2 separate regions of the Homo sapiens genome follow, and region 1 is linked to region 2. Evidence: read pairs that join two places in POLR2A ChIA-PET (ENCODE). Cell type or tissue: CD4-positive, alpha-beta T cell. All regions are shown on one strand. Links, peaks and the distances in the headings refer to the core of each region. The heading gives the core; the rest is flanking DNA.

Region 1 (2,500 bases), core at 1-2,500, 1.5 Mb after region 2:
AATAACTTGGGAGGGTAATCCACTGAATCAGTCATTTTCAATTTCACTTATTGTAACTTATGGTTATAGTTGCTAGGGATCATTTTGATCATCTTTGATAGAATTCTTTTTGTTATTTCTCCTTTCTAAATTTTGCTTTGTTATGATTCAGAACAGATCATATTAAAGGGCCAGCTTATATTTTATGTAAACCAGTAGAAGAAAAAGTACCCAACAAGGTAAAGATGTTTAGAAAATAATGTTTCAAAAGTTTGGTGATTTTATAGTCAAGGTGACTTTAATTTTCTTAATAAAAACATAGTATTTTCTAACAAGGAAGTTGGTCATCATTCAGTTAACATCTGAATTCTGCTTTTTGATAGGGGCATCAAGTTTTTTGTTTGTTTGTTTGTTTGTTTTTTGAGACAGGGTCTTGCTCTGCCACCCAGGCTGGAGTGCAGTGGCTCAGTCTCCACTCACTGTAGCCCCAACCTCCCTGGCTCCAGTGATACTCCTACCTCAGCCTCCTGAGTAGCTGCCAGTACAGGAGTACACCACCACACCCTGCTAATTTTTGTATTTTTTTGTAGAGACAGGGTTGCTCCATGTTGCCCATGGCTCAAGCAATCTGCCCGACTTGGCCTCCCAAAGTGCTGGGATTACAGGCACGAGCCACTGCGCCCGGCCTCAGAATTTCTTAAAGCTCTCATTTCAGTTCTAGAAATTGAGGAGTGGGGAGGGACTACAGGGAGTCATCTCATAGCCACACTGTGAAGAAAGGATGGCTGTGATGGGTTGAGAAAACAGAACATAAATAATAAATCATAGTATGCTCCAGTATGGGAAACCATTAATATATAACACAGCCTGAATGATTTTGCCTAGAGTTATGCAAAATGGTGACCCCAGAAAGAATCCATTGGAAAAAAAAAAATCAAAAGAGATTCTGCAATAGATAAGAATGACAAGTTAAGGGTGGCCATGAATGCCAGGCTGAAGAGTTTGTTCTAAACTGAAAGTCATACAGCTCAAGTAGATGGCTAAACTTGAGACAATGGAAACAAGAACCAAAACTGCTAGGCAATAATATGACATAATGATTTCAGACACAAAAGAAAAATGTGAAAAACAGTCTGCAACCAGGCCTCAAAACAAAAGCAGAACTAAAGAAGTCAGATGCAAGCGTCAGAGAGGAAATCAAAATGCTCGGAGCATACGAAGACATTTTCTGTGCCTCATTTAGGTAGCGCTGAAAAATTAATGTTTGGAAAGTTGATCATCCTATAATCTGAAAGAAAGATACAAGCCTAGAGCAGAGAACTGTCCAGAAACCAGGTCAGAAGTCTAAACAGATTAATACAAATCTAAATTGCCATTAGATGGCATAAAAATTTGGTGGCCAGGTGCAGTGGCTCACGTCTGTAATCCCAGCACTTTGGGAGGCTGAGGCAGGGAGATCACTTGAGGCCAGGAGTTCGAGACCAGCCTGGCCAACATGGCAAAACCCCATCTCTACTAAAAAAAAAAAAAAAAAAAAAAATTAGCCAGGTGTGGTGGTGCACACCTGTAATCCCAACTACTTGGGATTACACGAGAATTGAGGCAGGAGAATTGCCTGAATCCAGGAGGCGGAAGCTGCAGTGAGCTGAGATGGCACTGCTGCACTCCACCCTGGCCAACAGAGTGAGACTCCATCTCAAAATAAAAAAGAAGAGGCCGGGTGCAGTGGCTCATGCCTGTAATCCCAGCACTTTGGGAGGCTGAGGCGGGCAGATCACGAAGTCAGAAGATTCAAGACCATCCTGGCTAACACGGTGAAACCCCTTCTCTACTAAAAATACAAAAAATTAGCTGGGCGTGGTAGCACGTGCCTGTAGTCCCAGCTACTTGGGAGGCTGAGGCAGGAGAATCACTTGAACCCGGGAGGCAGAGGTTGCAGTGAGCCAAGATTGTGCCACTGTACTGCAGCCTGGGCGACAGAGCAAGACTCCATCTCAAATAAAAAAAAAAAAAAAAGGAAGTAATGGTACTATAAGTAGGGAAACAATGAATCTATGTGTCTCTGTAAAGGAAAAATTAGGCCAGGTGCGGTGGCTCACGCCTGTAATCCCAGCACTTTGGGAGGCTGAGGAGGGTGGATCACCTGAGGTCAGGAGTTTGAGACCAGGTTGAGCAACATGGTGAAACCCTGTCTGTACTAAAAATACAAAAATTATCAGGATGTGGTGGTGGGTGTCTGTAATCCCAGCTACTCTGGAGGCTGAGGCAGGAGAATCACTTGAACCCGGGAAGTGGAGGTTGCAGTGAGCTGAGACCATGCCATTGCACTCCAGCTGGGCAAAAAGAGTGAAATTCTGTCTCAATAAATAAAAGTTAAAAGAGGGAAGAAATAATAAGAGCTGGCGACTGGATAAGCTTAAAAGAAGAAGGGAAAGTTACAAAGCTGCAAAAAAATGGGGAACCTGGAGAGGAGAAACAATGTGGTGGTAAAGATGATGAATGTGGGCGCACTTGAGTTTGA
Region 2 (6,349 bases), core at 1,983-4,482:
AAAGCAAATAGAGGGAAAGGAGAGATTTACACTCCATTCCACCAAACTGACAGGCCAGAAGCATGCTCTGTGGACACAGCCCCACCGCATGCTCCTTCACCGTGCTCCATCCTCCACTGCTGAGAGCCTGGTGGGTAGGGGCTTAAAGGGCCAGCCTCTCCCCACTCCACAGAGTGAGGTTTCAGCTTCTTCCAGGAGCAGGGGTCCAGCTCTTCAAGAGAGAGGGAGAGGAGAGAGGGTCAAGGATGAACAGGGTCCAGGCTCGGTGACTTATGCCTGTAATCCCAGCACTTTGGGGGGCTGAGGTGGGCAGATCACTTGAGGTCAGGAGTTTGAGACCAGCCTGGCCAATATGGTGAAACCCTGCCTCTACTAAAAATACTAAAAATGCAAAAATTAGCTGGGTGTGGTGGTGGGCACCTGTAATTCCAGCTACTCGGGATGTTGAGGCAGGAGAATCACTTGAACCCGGAAGGCAGATGTTGCAGTGAACCAAGATAGTGCCACTGTACTCCAGCCTTGTGAGACTCTGTCAAAATAAATAAATAAATAAAAAGCTGAACGGGGGAGGGGGGCATCCATTTTCTCTCAAGGGACTTTTGAGTCACTGGGATCCCTGCCTCCTGAAAATTTTCCTCTGGTTCAGACCTTCAGTTCAATTCTGAAATCTGCAGCAACCCTATTTGTTTGGGCTTCTCTTCCCTTATCCTAAAAAAAAGACAAGAAATAATATCAAAGCTGGGTCCTCAATCCATGCAGTATGTTAGGAAGGCTCCAAGAGATGAGGTCTGCTTGAAGGCGGGAAATTTGGCATCTATATGGGAAACCCTTTGGAAAACAGCTACAGACCCTTCTGCAAATCTCAGCCCCTCGGCTTTGGGGTATGAAAGAACAGGCCTTGAATTCTAGCTTCGCCATGCCTGACCTGGATGTGTGACCTCAGGAAAGATACCTACATTCTCTGAGCCCCATTTGATTCATTTGTAGGTTAGGGTAGGGGATGGCCATCCAATAAGTGTTGCTAAAAAATACCAGAAATAATTTTTGTAATGTACACTGTGCAATAATTGGCACATTATAGGTTCTCATAAAAGGCATTTTTACTTATCAAATTACATTTTCTGAGCACCCTGATGACGGGAGGGCAGTAAACTGGAATCAGGCACTAATCTAGAAAGGATGGTTAGTCTGTATGTTTTCCAAAGCAAAAAGAATCATGAGTTCTATTTATAGGCTCTGATGCATTCAGCCTTCAAGAAGCAACTCAAACCCAGGCCTCCATCCCATCAGCACCATCCCTGCCCCCTGCCCCAGTCCAGTGTTCCTGACCACAAAAGCCTGAAGCACGCCCTCTCTCCCCTAGACAAGGGGAGCAATCACTGTCAGAACCACTCACTTGATAATTAATCACAAAGGGACCTGTGACATCTCTTCTTCTGTAGTCGAAACTGATATGTTCACTGTTCCCAGATACTGAACTCCCCACGTATTTGGATCTCGTCTCTTCAACTAGATTACAAGTCCCTTGAGGGTGAGGTGCTTCCTTTACTTTTCGCATTCGATAGGAGATTGATACTTGTCGCACTTTGAATTTTTGTGTTTGTTTAGATCTAGTCCACAGGAAGTACAGCTACACTTGGCAGGCGCAGGGTGGAATAGCTGTAGTTCTAAACAGATCAGGACAGCTCTGGGACTGGCTGCTTCCAAGAGGGAAAGGCAAAATGCAAAGAACTCACAGCAGGAGGGGGCTTTCTGTGCCCCTCAATGTGTGGCTCTAACCACATCAGTGGGTGGAGGGCAACGCGATGCTGTCAAATCAGGGACCAGGTTTGTGTCTGGGGTGATGCCAGGACACTGGTTGCTTCCTGCCACCCACAGCTGCATCTGGGAGTCCTGGGCAGCAGCCACCTGGGGAAGCCAGACTTAATCAGGAAGTGTGGGGGCTGTCAGCAGGGGCAAGGGGCCACGCAGCCAAGCCAATTCTGGAATCTTTTGGAAAGAGGAAACATCCGGCTCCTCCTCCCTCACATCTCTGCTTCTGGGTCTGGGCTTGTGGGTCCCAGCTTGGGCTAAGGAGGGCCATGCTCCGGGTGGGAGCAGCTGTGTCCCCACCCCCTCCTTCCCATGCGACTTGAGGCCCTCTGGTCAGGACTGGAGCTGTCACATGCAGCCAGCAGCTGTGGTGGCGCCAGGCTCAGGCACCCACCACATGGCTTCCTTTTTTTTTCTGAGATGGAGTCGCCCAGGCTGGAGTGCAGCGGTGTGATCTTGGCTCACTGCAACCTCCGCCTCCTGGATTCAAGTGATTCTCCTGCCTCAGTCTCCCGAGTAGCTGGGATTACAGGCACGCACCACCCTGCCCTGCTAACTTTTATATTTTTAGTAGAGACGGGGTTTCACCATGTTGGCCAGGTTGGTCTCAAACTCCTGACCTCGTGATCCACCCACCTCGGCCTCCCAAAGTGCTGGGATTACAGGCCTGAGCCACCGCGCCCAGCCCACATGGCTTCCTTTTGATTTGGGGCCTCCCTGGCCAGCTGTGCCTCCCCCGCTACCAGGGCAGCAAATGGCCAGTGGTGTCCTCGCAGAAGGGGCGGAGGAGGGCGGGGAAGGATTAATGCCACCTGCTTCCCTCCTCGCCCTGTTTCATGTGACATGCACTTCAAAGCCACAGGACACTGCTGCCCTTCTTTGTTGCATCCCTGCAGATACGGGAATCTGATTTTCCCAACTAGGAATTTGTATTTCAGCGGTTCTAGTGCTTGGGATCTTAGAAAGAAGCTTGCTCAGAAAGAACTTAGGAAACAAAGCGATGTTTGAGTGCCTGCCCCGCAGCGGATCTACCCGTTCCAGGAGCTGAGCGAGACACCTACCACCTGCCAGACCCAGGGCATAGCCGAGGGCCTTAGCCTGCTGTCCCCACCGGGTCCCCACTATTTTAACACCAACACCCTGAAACCATGGGCCACCACCCCCCACCTCTACCCCGCCCCTACCCCACGACCCTTTCACCAGAGCAGAGGTTTTTCACAAATCTCCATAGAGATAGCTTTGCTAGCAGCAGCAGCAGCAGCAAACTCTGATGCAGAATGAGGAAGGGGAGAGCCTGGGGGTGTGGGTGGCGGGGGAGGGAGTCGTCGCAGTCCGGGAGCCAGGCTCTCGGCGCGTTGGGTCCGCCTCTCGTGACAGCAGAGCGCCCCCTGCTGCCCGAGCCCGGGTGGTGTCGCACAGCCAGGTCGGGGAGGGGGCGGAGCTGCTTCCTGGCACAGCGGGTCGCCCAGACGGGCGGGAAGAGGATGCAGTCTCTCGGTACTGAAGTCTGCCTGCAGTGGCCAAGGTCTGCCGCAGCCCCTCTGGGTTGGGGGCAGTTCTCTAGGGCGTCCTGGTTAGGTCAACGGGGGCTGGTTGGGAACCTGGCTCTACCATGCACCGCCTGCCCCGCTATGGACATATGGTTTAACCTCTGAAGCTTCTGTTTCTTCATTAAATTGAGATCATCAATTGTACCTGCATCACAGTGATGTTTTACAGAGATAATTCATGTAAAGCACATCCTAAGGTTTCAATAATAGTAGCTTATTATTATTGATTCAGCTGACACCTCTACAACTAAGTGATAGAACAACTGAGAGGGTCTGGTAGACAAAAGTCAGGGGATTTGTTTTTTCAAAGCATTTTCATCATTAAATGGATCTGATCTGGTCGCATGGGCACATTTGAGGGACATGCAACTTTGCCTAAAGGGGAAATAAATGCCAGAGATATTCACAGAAACATCAACCACAAACAATTACTGAACACATTGATCAATGCTCTAAGCTGTACAATAAAGAAAAGGGAGGAAAGTTATGTTTAGGGCAGCTCAGCCCTGCATTCTCAAATCTTCCCTCTTCACTGGATATCTATTAACTACAAACATGCTGAAACATCTCCCATATAAGAAAGCAAACAAACAAAAAAACTCCTTGCACCCTATCTCCCTCCAGCTAGCCCCTTACACCGGATGTCTTTCCTCCCCTAGAGGGCCAAATTTCTTGAAACACGCTCAGTGACTCCCTTCCTGTCCTGTTAGCTCTTGAACCCACTTAATCAACTGTCTGTGCCCACTTCACCTTCCCTGCCCTTGTCAAAAACACCATGACCCACACCGTTCATCCCGTGGCTCATTCTCAGGCCTCTCCCCTCCACCCATCAGCGACACTGACGTAGTTGATGGGCAGCTCCTTCCTGATCCTTGAAGCACTTCTTCCTTCGACTCACCCCTGGTTCTCCTCCTACCTCTCTGGCCAGTCCTTCTCTGTCACCTTTGACTGGAAGCTCCTCTTCTCAACCCCCAAACATCAGGACACTCTGGCTCGGTGTCCAGCCTCTGCTGTATCTGTGCGTCCTCTCAGCCTTATGCCTTAACTGCTGCACAACGACGCTGTCCACATGCATATCTCTAGCTGAGCACCTCTCCTGAACTCCACATTTGCATATCCCGCAGCCTCTTCACCATCTGCACTTCGGTGCCCCATCGACATCTAACTTAACATGTCCAAACAGAGCTCTTGATTCCTCTCTCCTCCCTGCCTTTCCCATCGTTTTTTTTCTTCACTGGTTTCTCCTGAGAAATCTTTCCCATCCTAATATGGGTAACTTCACAGTTCTGGTTGCTCAGGTCAAACAGCGTGCTCATCCTTATGTGTCTCTCTTTCACACCTTCCACCAATCCATCAGCAAATTCAATCAGTTTGACCTTCAAGATGTGTCTAGAATCTGCCCACTTCTTGAAATCTCCACTGCTACCCCCAGTCCCAGCCACAGCCATCTCCTGGCTGGGCTCCCAGCTTTCACCCTGTTCCTCTGAGGACATTTCCACATAGCAGAGTCTTTTATGACAACAGCTGAATCGTGTCACTCCTTGGCTTAAACTCTCCAAAGCTTTCTCTTCTCACTAAGAGAAGAGGATGCAGGGTCCTTGCACGGACTCCAGGGCCACATGTGGTCTTGCCCCTGGCTTCTTCTCCAACCTTATCTCCTACCCTCCCCGTGCTCACGTCACTCCAGCCGCACTGGCCTCCTTGCCATTGGTGGAGTGTGCTGAGCATGATTCCGCCTGAGGTCTTTGTCCTTACTGCTCTCTTTTCCTGTAACACTCCGACCCCAGACAACCACAGGGCTCCTTCCCTCACTCCATTCAATCTGTGCTCATTGTAGTAGCAAGGCCTTCCCTGACCACTCTCTATAAGATAGAAACCCCAACCTTTCCCCTTACTGTGTGTATTTTTTCTTCATAGCATGTATCATCACTTGACATAGTATAAGTTTCATAGTTATTTTTTGTCTCCCCCAACTAGATTGTAAGCTCCATGAGAACAGGAACTTTGTTTTGTTCACTGCTGTATCCCCACTTCCTAGTACAGTGCCTGGCACATAGCAGCTGCTCAATAAATATGTGTTGACTGGCCAGGCACAGTGGCCCACGCCTGTAATCCCAGCACTTTGGGAGGCCTTGGTGGGTGGATCACCTGAGGTCAGGAGTTCAAGACCAGCCTGGGCAACATAGTGAAACCCAGTCTCTACTAAAAATACAAAAATTAGCCGAGTGTGATGGTACGCGCCTGTAATCCCAGCTACTCGGGAGGCTGAGGCAGGATAATCGCTTGAACCTGGGAGGCAGAGATTGCAGTGAGCCGAGATTGTGCCACTGCACTCCAGTCTGGGCGACAAAGCAAGACTCTGCCTCAAAAAAAAAAAAAAAAGTGTGACTACAGGAATGAATTAGTCCATACTGACAACCCCCCACTGCCTGGCTAGGAGGCAAAAGATCCAAGGGCAGCTTCAGCACTGACTTCAGAGACATATTCATGACTCTGTGCTTTGTCTTTCACCAATAACCCATTAGATAGGCCTATAACTAGAACATAAGCAATAATGCTTTAGCATTCTCGGTCTCAAAAATATTATGTAAAACCTTTAAAGGTTGTGAGATAACATGATATCTTCCACTTCTGGGCTAGACAATCAGATTTCATTTTTTTCCATCATAGGAACAGAGACAAACTTGTGAAATCATTCACCCCAGATTTTCTCTCTGTTATATCATGTCATCACTTCTATCACTCATTGTTCTAGTGATACATTCAAAATAATGAACATTCAGGGAAATGCCGGCTGGGTCCAGGATGGCCCTGGCTGTTTTTAATCACACTCTTAAATAAAAGCAGAAATGCACCTGACCTTGTAGCATCTTCGGGAGAAAGAGGGTCAATGCTTCTAAATCTAAATCTCCCAACTTATTTCACCTAAAGATCAATTGTAGAATTGTGTGCACTGCAAGAAAGACCAAGAATATACTCAAAAATTG

What was found. Peaks named below come from ENCODE experiments on the same cell type or tissue, not always from the same donor. Only the 100,000 strongest peaks of a DNase experiment are listed, where the experiment ranks them.
Region 1: POLR2A ChIA-PET joins it to region 2 with 5 read pairs; 1 of 35 experiments calls an interaction of 5 or more read pairs at or near these places.

Annotation. Positions count from the first base shown.
Region 1 is chr17:59,276,156-59,278,655 of GRCh38, forward strand. No RefSeq gene overlaps it. Among named protein-coding and RNA genes, the nearest start is that of YPEL2, 54 kb to the right of the region's middle. RefSeq lists an enhancer at 1,129-1,208. In CD4-positive, alpha-beta T cell, for the core only: no CTCF peak of the experiment used is centred there; a DNase peak (open chromatin) is centred at 1,066.
Region 2 is chr17:57,780,250-57,786,598 of GRCh38, forward strand. No RefSeq gene overlaps it. Among named protein-coding and RNA genes, the nearest start is that of CCDC182, 38 kb to the left of the region's middle. RefSeq lists a silencer at 3,132-3,311. In CD4-positive, alpha-beta T cell, for the core only: a CTCF peak has its summit at 3,203 (motif pointing left); a DNase peak (open chromatin) is centred at 3,212; H3K27me3 peaks cover 1,793 bases.